Regions from separate parts of the Homo sapiens genome. Here region 2 is linked to region 1. A link is an interaction called in ENCODE POLR2A ChIA-PET data of the cell type or tissue named here. Cell type or tissue: CD4-positive, alpha-beta T cell. All regions are shown on one strand. Links, peaks and the distances in the headings refer to the core of each region. The heading gives the core; the rest is flanking DNA. Region 1 overlaps FAR2 (fatty acyl-CoA reductase 2). Region 2 has its middle 46 kb from the start of FAR2.

Region 1 (4,408 bases), core at 113-4,112:
AACTAAGTATATTCACACTGGAAATTGTAGAATGTTCAAGTACCATATCTATATTTGGTTCAATTCTCTTAAAGAAAATAAAAGCCAGTCCTGAAGACGTAAAGTGGCTTGTCACACATCTAGTTAGTGGGTGCATCAAGGCTAGTATCCACATCTTATGACTGCAAATCCCATGACAATTCCATTCCATTCATTCATTTATTCATTTGTACTATTTACTGAGTACCTACTATGTGCCAGGCAGGGTGTTTAGCTTTGCAAATAGAATGCAAAACAAGTTATAGTACCAGCCCTCAAATTTTAGTACTCCCTACTCTTTGAGCAATATTTGGCCGGTTGCAACTTGGAGTTTGTGCAATTTTTCAGTAATGATACCCAATGTGTAAATATACAATGCTCATATATCTTTATTTTCCCTTCTTCCCTCTTCTAACTAGCCCCAGTCAATGACTTGACTTCCCATAGCACCAAGCACTTAACACCAATAAGAGTAAGATGGGAGGCCGGGCACGGTGGCTCATGCCTGTAATCCTAGCACTTTGGGAGGCCAAGGCGGGCGGATCATGAGGTCAGGAGATCGAGACCATCCAGGCTAACATGGTGAAACCCCATCTCTACGAAAAATACAAAAAATTAGCTGGGCATGTTGGCAGGTGCCTGTAGTCCCAGCTACTCGGGAGGCTGAGGCAGGAGAATGGTGTGAATCCAGGAGGCAGAGCTTACAATGAGCCAAGATTGCGCCACTGTGTGTGAGACTCTGTCTCGGAAAAAAAAAAAAAAGAGGGTATGATGGGAAATAGAGTTGAAATGAATTATGAAAAATTCCATAGGGAAGATCATGAAAATTCTTCCCCAGAAAACAATGTTCTTGATTCACCACCGCAAGGCTTGGGGGTTATTAGCTTGTGTGTCTCTCCTCTCGTTTACTCACTGTGTCACCAGGTCCTCTCTTTCCTCAAACTGGCTGAGACGTAGCTTGCATCCTCTAGCTTTACTTTCCTTCTGTATCTAAAGATAGACACAAACTCTTGGTGTTTTAAGTACTTAAGTGCTAATCCTTGTGGGGAAAGTGAGAGGGGAAGAGCAAAAATAACCAATGTGAAGAAGTTATGAAGTTTCCAGAATGATACCGTTGAATCTTGGCATAGGATCAGTAGTTAGTTGCTTACTTCCTCTAAGATAAGTGGAAAAACCCCATTATCTTCAGCTATCTGTCTTTATTTCTGGAGGCAAGATCAAAAACCAACCATCTGCCCTATAAGTCCTTACTTATTCTCCTGAACTAGATGAGTACAGGCATTGTCTGATGAGAGGATTTCTAGCTTTCAACAGATTCTCACAGAATTCATGACCAGAACAACATGGGGTAATGACTGCTTTAGGAGCCATTAAGTGGGCCATTTTAGTTCCTTGAAGTCCTCTAGACTTTGGCCACTGTCAGTTCAGGAAAGATGCCTTCTGAAGATTCCTCACAGAGACTGTACAGCTGTTTGGGATACATAGGATTTTATATTTCATCTTCAGTGATTCATGAGCATTACATTGTTCCAAAACAGAGAAAGGATTATGTCATTCCCCTGCATAACACCTTCCATGGCTCTCCATTCCCTACAGTAGCCTTGCCAAGTGTATGAGATGCTAATTGAGGTAGACTGTGGGAGGTGGGTGTTTCCGGTGCAGAAGAACCCTTGATATCACCTTCACTTCCTGCTATATGGCTGCGTATCAAAAGGCAAGTTACTTAACTTCCTGCTATATGGCTGTATTCAAAGGCAAGTTACTTAACCTTTCAGTCTTCCCAATGTATTCATTTGCTAGGGCTGCTGTAACAAAGTACCACAAACTGGGCGGCTTAACCAAAAGAAGTGTATTGTCTCACAGTTTTGGAGGCTAGATGTCTGAGATCCAGGTGTCAGCGGGGTTGGCTTCTGAGAGCTGTGAGGGAAGGATCTGTTCCAGACCTCTCTTTGCTAATAGATGGCTGTCTTCTCCTTGTGTCTCACATCCTCTTCTTTCTATGCGTATATCTGTCTTTTTATAAAGACATCCATCATATGGGATTAGGGACCCCCCCCCACTCCAGTATGACCTCATCTTAACTAATTGTATTTGCAGTGATCATATTTCCAAATAAGGTCACATTCTAAGGTACTGAGGTTTAGGACTTCAACATATAAAACAATTCAACCCATAACACCCAGGAAATTATTACTTGACTTCTTATTATCACAATGGAAAATGAGATGAAACTATCTGCAAACCACTTTCTGTGTACTAAAAAAAAGTACATATATTTTTGGTATGGATTAATAGTGAACATAAGTAATGACTACTGACTTCACCAAGAGTTTCTTCTCCACATGATCTTTATTATTTTTTAGGTATAACATCTGTGTGGAAAAGTGAATATATCACAAATGCATTTAACACACACAGACACCTCCCAGATTCTATCTTCCAAGTTAAAAAAGAAAAGCAGAAAAACATTTATCAGCATCCTATAAGCTCCCCTCATACTCCTGGGCAGTCAGTACCTAGTGCCTCCCAGATTATCCACTGTCTTGACTTCTAAGTCACAGATTAGCCAAGTTCAAACATAGATTAGCTTTACCAGTTTTTGGAGTTTGTATAAATGAAATTATATAGTAATACTTTTTTTTACATCTGGCTTATTTACTCAATATTATGTTTGTGAGATCTTTCAAATTATTGTGTGTATTTGTAGATTATTCATTCACATTGCTGTGTAATACTCCATACTGTGAATATGCCATACTTTATGCATTCTGTTGATGAAGACTTTAGTAGTTTCCATTGTGAGTTTCTTAGGACTAGAGCTGCTATGAGCATTCTTGAGAATGTCTTTTGTTAAACATACGTACACATTTCTTTGGGGTATACTTAGGTGTGAAATTGCTTTATGCAAAGAGCTTTAATAAATCTGCCAAAGCGTTTTCCAAAGTGATCGTTCAAGTAATACTCCCAGCAGTGGTAGTCAAGAATTTCCCTTGTTCCACATTCTTGTCAACACTTCTTATTTTCTGTCATTTTCATTTTAACCATTTGGGTGAGAGAGTAGTTGTGAGGCATGGTAGTTTTATTTGTATTTCTCTGGTGAGTGAAAAGATTGAGCACCTTTCTATATATTTTTTGGCCACTTGGATATCTTCTCTTGTGATGTCCCCCAAGTCTTTGCTCATTTGTCTATTGGGTTATCTATCTTTTTCATAGTTATTTGTGGGTATACGTTATATGTTCTGGATACAATTCCTTTGTTAGATATGTGCTTTGTCAATGTCTTCTCCCAATCTATGCCTGGCCTTTTTGCTCTTTTTTATCTTTTAATGAACACAAATTCTTAATCTTAATAGAGTTCAATTTATTAGTGGTGTTCTTCATAGTATTTTTTGCCTACTCATGAAGCAAGATGTTCTTTTCTAAAAATTGTGTTGTTTTGCCTTTTACACTAAAAGTTATACTATCCATCTGAAATTAATTTTTTGTGTGATGTGAGAAATAAAATACATGTTTTTCCATGTGGATATTCAATTGACTCTACATTAATCATTAGAATTCTGCATTTCATTTTAAATCACGGGCACACAGTAGCAGTCTGGATGCCTCAGAATGAACACATTTAAGGATCAAGTCATTTAAAACATATCTCACTATAATGACTTCTGCAGCCCATTTTGACTGTGAATAGCCTAGGCTGTTCAGTGTTAAGGTCAAATGCTCATTTAATCTGCTTGCAGGAACCTAATTTCTGGTCTAATAGATTAAGTAAAATAAAACAAATAAATGCATCCCCTTGGAAATAGATCACTCTAAAAAATCAAAGTATACAATTTAAAATTAATTTGGATCCTAGACATAAGGGTTATTGGTGAAAAAAATTAATAGTGTGGAAAGGTCTTGACCAAACATTTGGGGAGAAATAACCAAAAGGCTTATCTTTTATTATTAAGGAAGGCAAATGAAGACAAGGCCCACTTGTCTTCATTATACTCACACATTTACTGTCTCATTAGTTCCCCCAACTCTCATCAAGGTGGAAGACATGGAATAAGGAGAGATTGAAGGCAGAAAGATTAGCTAGGTGGCCATTCATTCTTTGACGCATTCATTCAACGAGTATTTATTCAATGATTATTGTACCAAGTATTGTATTAAATTCTGTGAATATTAAGAAGAGTAAAACACAGTCATTGCCCTGAAGGCATTTGCAATCCAGTGGAGAAAATAGACAACTAAGTAGTCACTTACATAAATGTGATAATGAATAGAGGCTGTGAGAGTTTGGCAGATAGGACATTCAACTCAGCCCAGAGTGAGGGGAGACCTGGGAACCCCTTCTCAAAGTCTGAGGTTTGCCCACTGAAGGATAGGACAGGATGAAGGATGAATG
Region 2 (4,408 bases), core at 201-4,200, 57 kb before region 1:
CCACCATTTATTTATTCATTCACCTGTTAAAGGACATCTTGGTTGCTTCCAGGTTTTAGTAACTATGAATAAAGCTGCTATAAACATTCATGTGCAGGTTTTTGTGTGGACATAAGATTTTAACTCCTTTGGGTAAATACCAAGGAGCATATTGCTGGATCATATGGTAAGAGTGTGTTTAGTTCTACAAGAAACTGCTAAATAGTCTTCCAAAGTGGCTGTACCATTTTGCACTTCTACCAGCAATGAATGAAAGTGCCTATTACTCCACATCCTTAGCAGAATTTAGTGTTGTCAGTATTTTGGATATCTGCCATTCTAATAGTTATATAGTGGCATCTCGTTGTTGTTTTAATTTAAATCCCTACTGACATATGATACTGAGCATTTTCTCATTTGCCATTTGATATCTTCTTTGATTGTCTGTTGAGATATTTTGCTTATTTTTAATTGGGTTGTTTGCTTTCTTACCTTTGAGTTTTAAGAATTCTTTGCATATTTTGAATACCAGTTCTTCTAGATGTGTATTTTTCAAAGGTTTTCCCCCAGTCTGTGGCTTGCTTTATTCTCTTAACATTATCTATGTAAAGCAGTTTTTAATTTAAAAAATCTAGTATACTAATTTCTTCTTTAATGGATTGTGTTTTTCATGCAGTATCTAAGAATTCATGGCCAAACCGTAGTTAATCTACCTGTTTTTCTGCTGTCTGCTGGGAGTTTTATAGTTTGGTGTTTGGCACTTCATTAAAAAAAATAGTGTTTTCTACTATATTTGTCGTGATATCCAAAAATTCCCCACAAAAAATAAAAAGTCTTTTCTGACTAGTTATTTTCTACTTCTTCTATGGATTTAAATCGTTTTAGTCTACTAGCTTATAAAAATGAGTATTTTCCCTTGAAACAATTTTTATGTGCTTTTGGCTAAATGCATAGTTTACAAATAGACTGCAGATGAGCTAAAGATAAAGAGAACTGTTATCTTCATAATAATAATAGAAGTGCTTCCTGGTAAAATTTGCCCTGTAATCGTAGTCATCTTTAGAATGACTAAGGGATTGATTCTATCAAGAAGCCTATAATTGCTCAGGTCTCATCTTCAAGGTTAGGACAGACCACTAGGTTGGGTAGAAGAATATAGAGTAGTAAAGTGGAGGGGGTTTTTAAATGTTGTTTTAAACTCCCATATTTTGAAACATTTGCAAATAAATCAATTTTTAAATATAAAACAAACAAATAAAATTACAAAATTTAAATACATCAAAATGATAGAAAAAGAAAACTACTAAATACGTTAAAAATAGGTTGAATACAATGAAACTCACACCTGTACTTCATTCCATTGTCATCAGCCAGTCAAGGAAAGATACTGTGAGATCTTATGAAGCCAGCCAAAAAGAACTGCGGTTTTATTCATCAACTCTGGGCAGTGAAGCCTTTCAAGTACTGATAGGATCTGTAGCTACTGACTACATCAAATATTTTTTATCATCAGTTAACACACTGCAGAAATAATGATACCTACTTTGCATTTTCCCTATGTGTAACTTAACACAAGGTCATGAAAACTATACAACTTTGCATTTTGGAAACCAGGGTACATGTCAACAAGGGCAGGATTTCTTTTGCAGAAAACAACTAAGTTCCCTTTGCTGTTTTCATTTTGATAGGTTTTTTTCCTGAGTCCTTGCTGGAATAAAAACGATCATTTTTTTACAGTATTAGATTGGAATGAGTGGTTATATTTTTCAGAAATTTCATTGATATTTCTTACTACATTTCTTTATTTTGCTGTTTATTATGTGATGATAGTGGTTAATATTTATCAAGGGCTATATAATACCAAGCACTGTGCTATGCAATTTGCATTGATCATCTTGTTAATTTTCATACTAACTGATAAGACAGCTTTATTTTTATTCCCATTCTACACATGAAGGAAGACTCTACACATGAGTCTTGGACTTTAATGATTTGCCTGGAGTAACACAGGCAAATTCAAACCCAGGCCCTCTGGCTTCAAACCCCATGCCTTACGCTGTCTCATTGCAATATTTTCTTATGAGTGTTATGAAATTGAAACTGAAACTCAGTGATTATCACCAATATCTCCAAATTTCTAACCGGTTTCTTGCTTTCAGGGTTGTTCCTCTCAAGTTTATCCCATGCACAGCTACCACTGCGGTTTATCGAAAATGAAACCTACTCATGTCATTTCCTGCCTCACACATTTCGAGGCTTCTCCATGTTCTACAGAATAAGATCTAAGATCCTTAGCACAGCATCCAAGAGCCTCTCTGTGCAGGCCCCTGCTTCACATCCCTCAGTTCCCCCTTCCCACATTTACATTGTCACCATAGGGAACATCTTGTGCCTCCTCACACACACTCCACAGTCTTTTACCTTGTTTCTGAATCACACAAGCTATTGTTTTCTGCATGCATGGTTCTTCCCCACACTACACCAAAGCCTCTTTCCATCAGGGAAACATTTCCTATTTGTCTCCAAGAATCCTTCTCTTACCAAACATTCCCTTGCCCTCTACACTTCATTGGTTGATGCTTTCCCCTCTGCACTAGCAGAATATCCCCTAGAATTTTATTTATGACACTATATTACAGTAATAATACTAATGTCAGCATCTCCCACTAGACTATGGGTTCTTCAAAGGCAGGATAGACCTCACTCACTTTTAACTATGTATAGATCTTGGATGATGAAGAAAGAAGGCCAGTGCTGAGAGCTAGGAGAATGATCGAGTTATTAGCCCTACCTTTGGATGGTTCTCCATTACCATGTATCACTTTAGGTGCTTTTGGTTTGCTACCAAGAAAACCAAGGAGTAGAAAGAGGGAAGCGCAGTGGCTCCACTTCTCACCTGAGCCTAGTTTGAGGTCTGCAATTCCTGAGACATTACCAAGGTTCTTTTGTGTTTTCAGCTCCTGAACAGTTTGCTGTAGGTGGGACAGATCCTAAAAGAATCGTGTTAAGTGTATTAATGTTCCATCTAGTCTCAAAATAGAACCAGGAGTTAGGAAACATGTTGATCGAGGCAGTGAATCAGTGTTACTAAAAACCTTCAATTGCATCATGACTTTTTAAGAAAAATGTGAATTGAAAATGCCCATGTTTTATTTCACACCCATGGCTTTGCTCATAGTTGCCAAGACATAGATCTCAATACAACAGGCTTCCTGTTTCAATTCGAAGTAGTCTGGTAAAGAACAAAACAGTCATGTCTTGTAAGATACAGAATTATTTCTCCCTCCAATTATTTTTACAATGAAGTGTGATCTAATGCCACTGTCTCCCCTTTTGCAGACCTCACACTGTTCATTTATTTTTTGGTCTCACTAAGTCACTTGCTTCAGTGTGTCAGTTTCCTCAGGTAGAAGGCTGCCCATAATAGAACTGTTGTGGTTACTTAAAAGACAGGAAAGCAATTTTTAAAATAAAACCCTGCTGTTTTAAGCTCTTTGTAGATGTTGAGGCCAAATTATGCCTATTGACATTAACCTACCTGACTTCAATTTCAATTCATTCATTCAACAAGCAAGTATGGAATTTATGATATTACTTTAAAATGCATTGAAAGGTTTGTTGCCAAGGAACCTGCTAAATAACCTTCTAAGCTTGTTAACATGAGTAACTCCTGATTTATGTTAAATAAAAGTAATTCTTAGAACTGAAGTGTTTACTTATCTTCTTCTTTATCTGTCAAGAAATAAAAAAAATCAACCTTCAAGAGGGGGAAAAATCACAAAGTGTAAAATAATAGAAAGGGCAATAGGACCACACAATCTCAGCCATCCTCAAGATCTGAAGTCTGAAGCCTCACACCCAGATCTTCCCTGATCTCATGCCAAAGATCTAATGTATAAGCAAAAGAGGGCTAGATTGTTTAGTAAGCATTTCTATTTTGTTACAGGAAGTTCCAGATGTGAAACATCCATGGAAAAAAGAATTTAATAGCCCGGTATTTAAGTATATTCTGAGTATATTGATTTTAAAATGAACTGCTCTTTTAGATTATACGCCTCTATATATCTCATTCATGGAATAAGAAAAATTGTTACATCATTTTCCAAGAGATCAAGTATTTCAAAACCATGGGTGTATAAATGCAGTTTTGATCACATTTACACACAAATTCACACACACACACACACATACACAAACATAATTTCAAGTTAAGATACTACAACCATTCTCCACTGCCATCAATTTTGAATTATTTTTTCCTAAATGCAATGTTCTCCAGCTAATTTTTAAAATCATTTCAGCTGTAAAGTGGGGATAGTAGTATTGCCTCCTTCATAAGACTGTTATGAGAATTAAATGAGCAAATATATGAAAAGCATTTATAATATTGCAGCACATAGCAAGTATCATTTAAGAGTTAGCTATTATG

The links. ChIA-PET counts read pairs that join two places held together with the same protein. Peaks named below come from ENCODE experiments on the same cell type or tissue, not always from the same donor. Only the 100,000 strongest peaks of a DNase experiment are listed, where the experiment ranks them.
Region 2: POLR2A ChIA-PET joins it to region 1 with 6 read pairs; 3 of 35 experiments call an interaction of 5 or more read pairs at or near these places.

Annotation. Positions count from the first base shown.
Region 1 is chr12:29,158,756-29,163,163 of GRCh38, forward strand. The region is part of intron 1 of FAR2 (fatty acyl-CoA reductase 2); the gene reads left to right. Among named protein-coding and RNA genes, the nearest start is that of FAR2, 12 kb to the left of the region's middle. In CD4-positive, alpha-beta T cell, for the core only: no CTCF peak of the experiment used is centred there; a DNase peak (open chromatin) is centred at 1,716.
Region 2 is chr12:29,101,524-29,105,931 of GRCh38, forward strand. No RefSeq gene overlaps it. Among named protein-coding and RNA genes, the nearest start is that of FAR2, 46 kb to the right of the region's middle. In CD4-positive, alpha-beta T cell, for the core only: no CTCF peak of the experiment used is centred there; a DNase peak (open chromatin) is centred at 2,178; H3K4me3 peaks cover 971 bases; H3K27ac peaks cover 3,175 bases.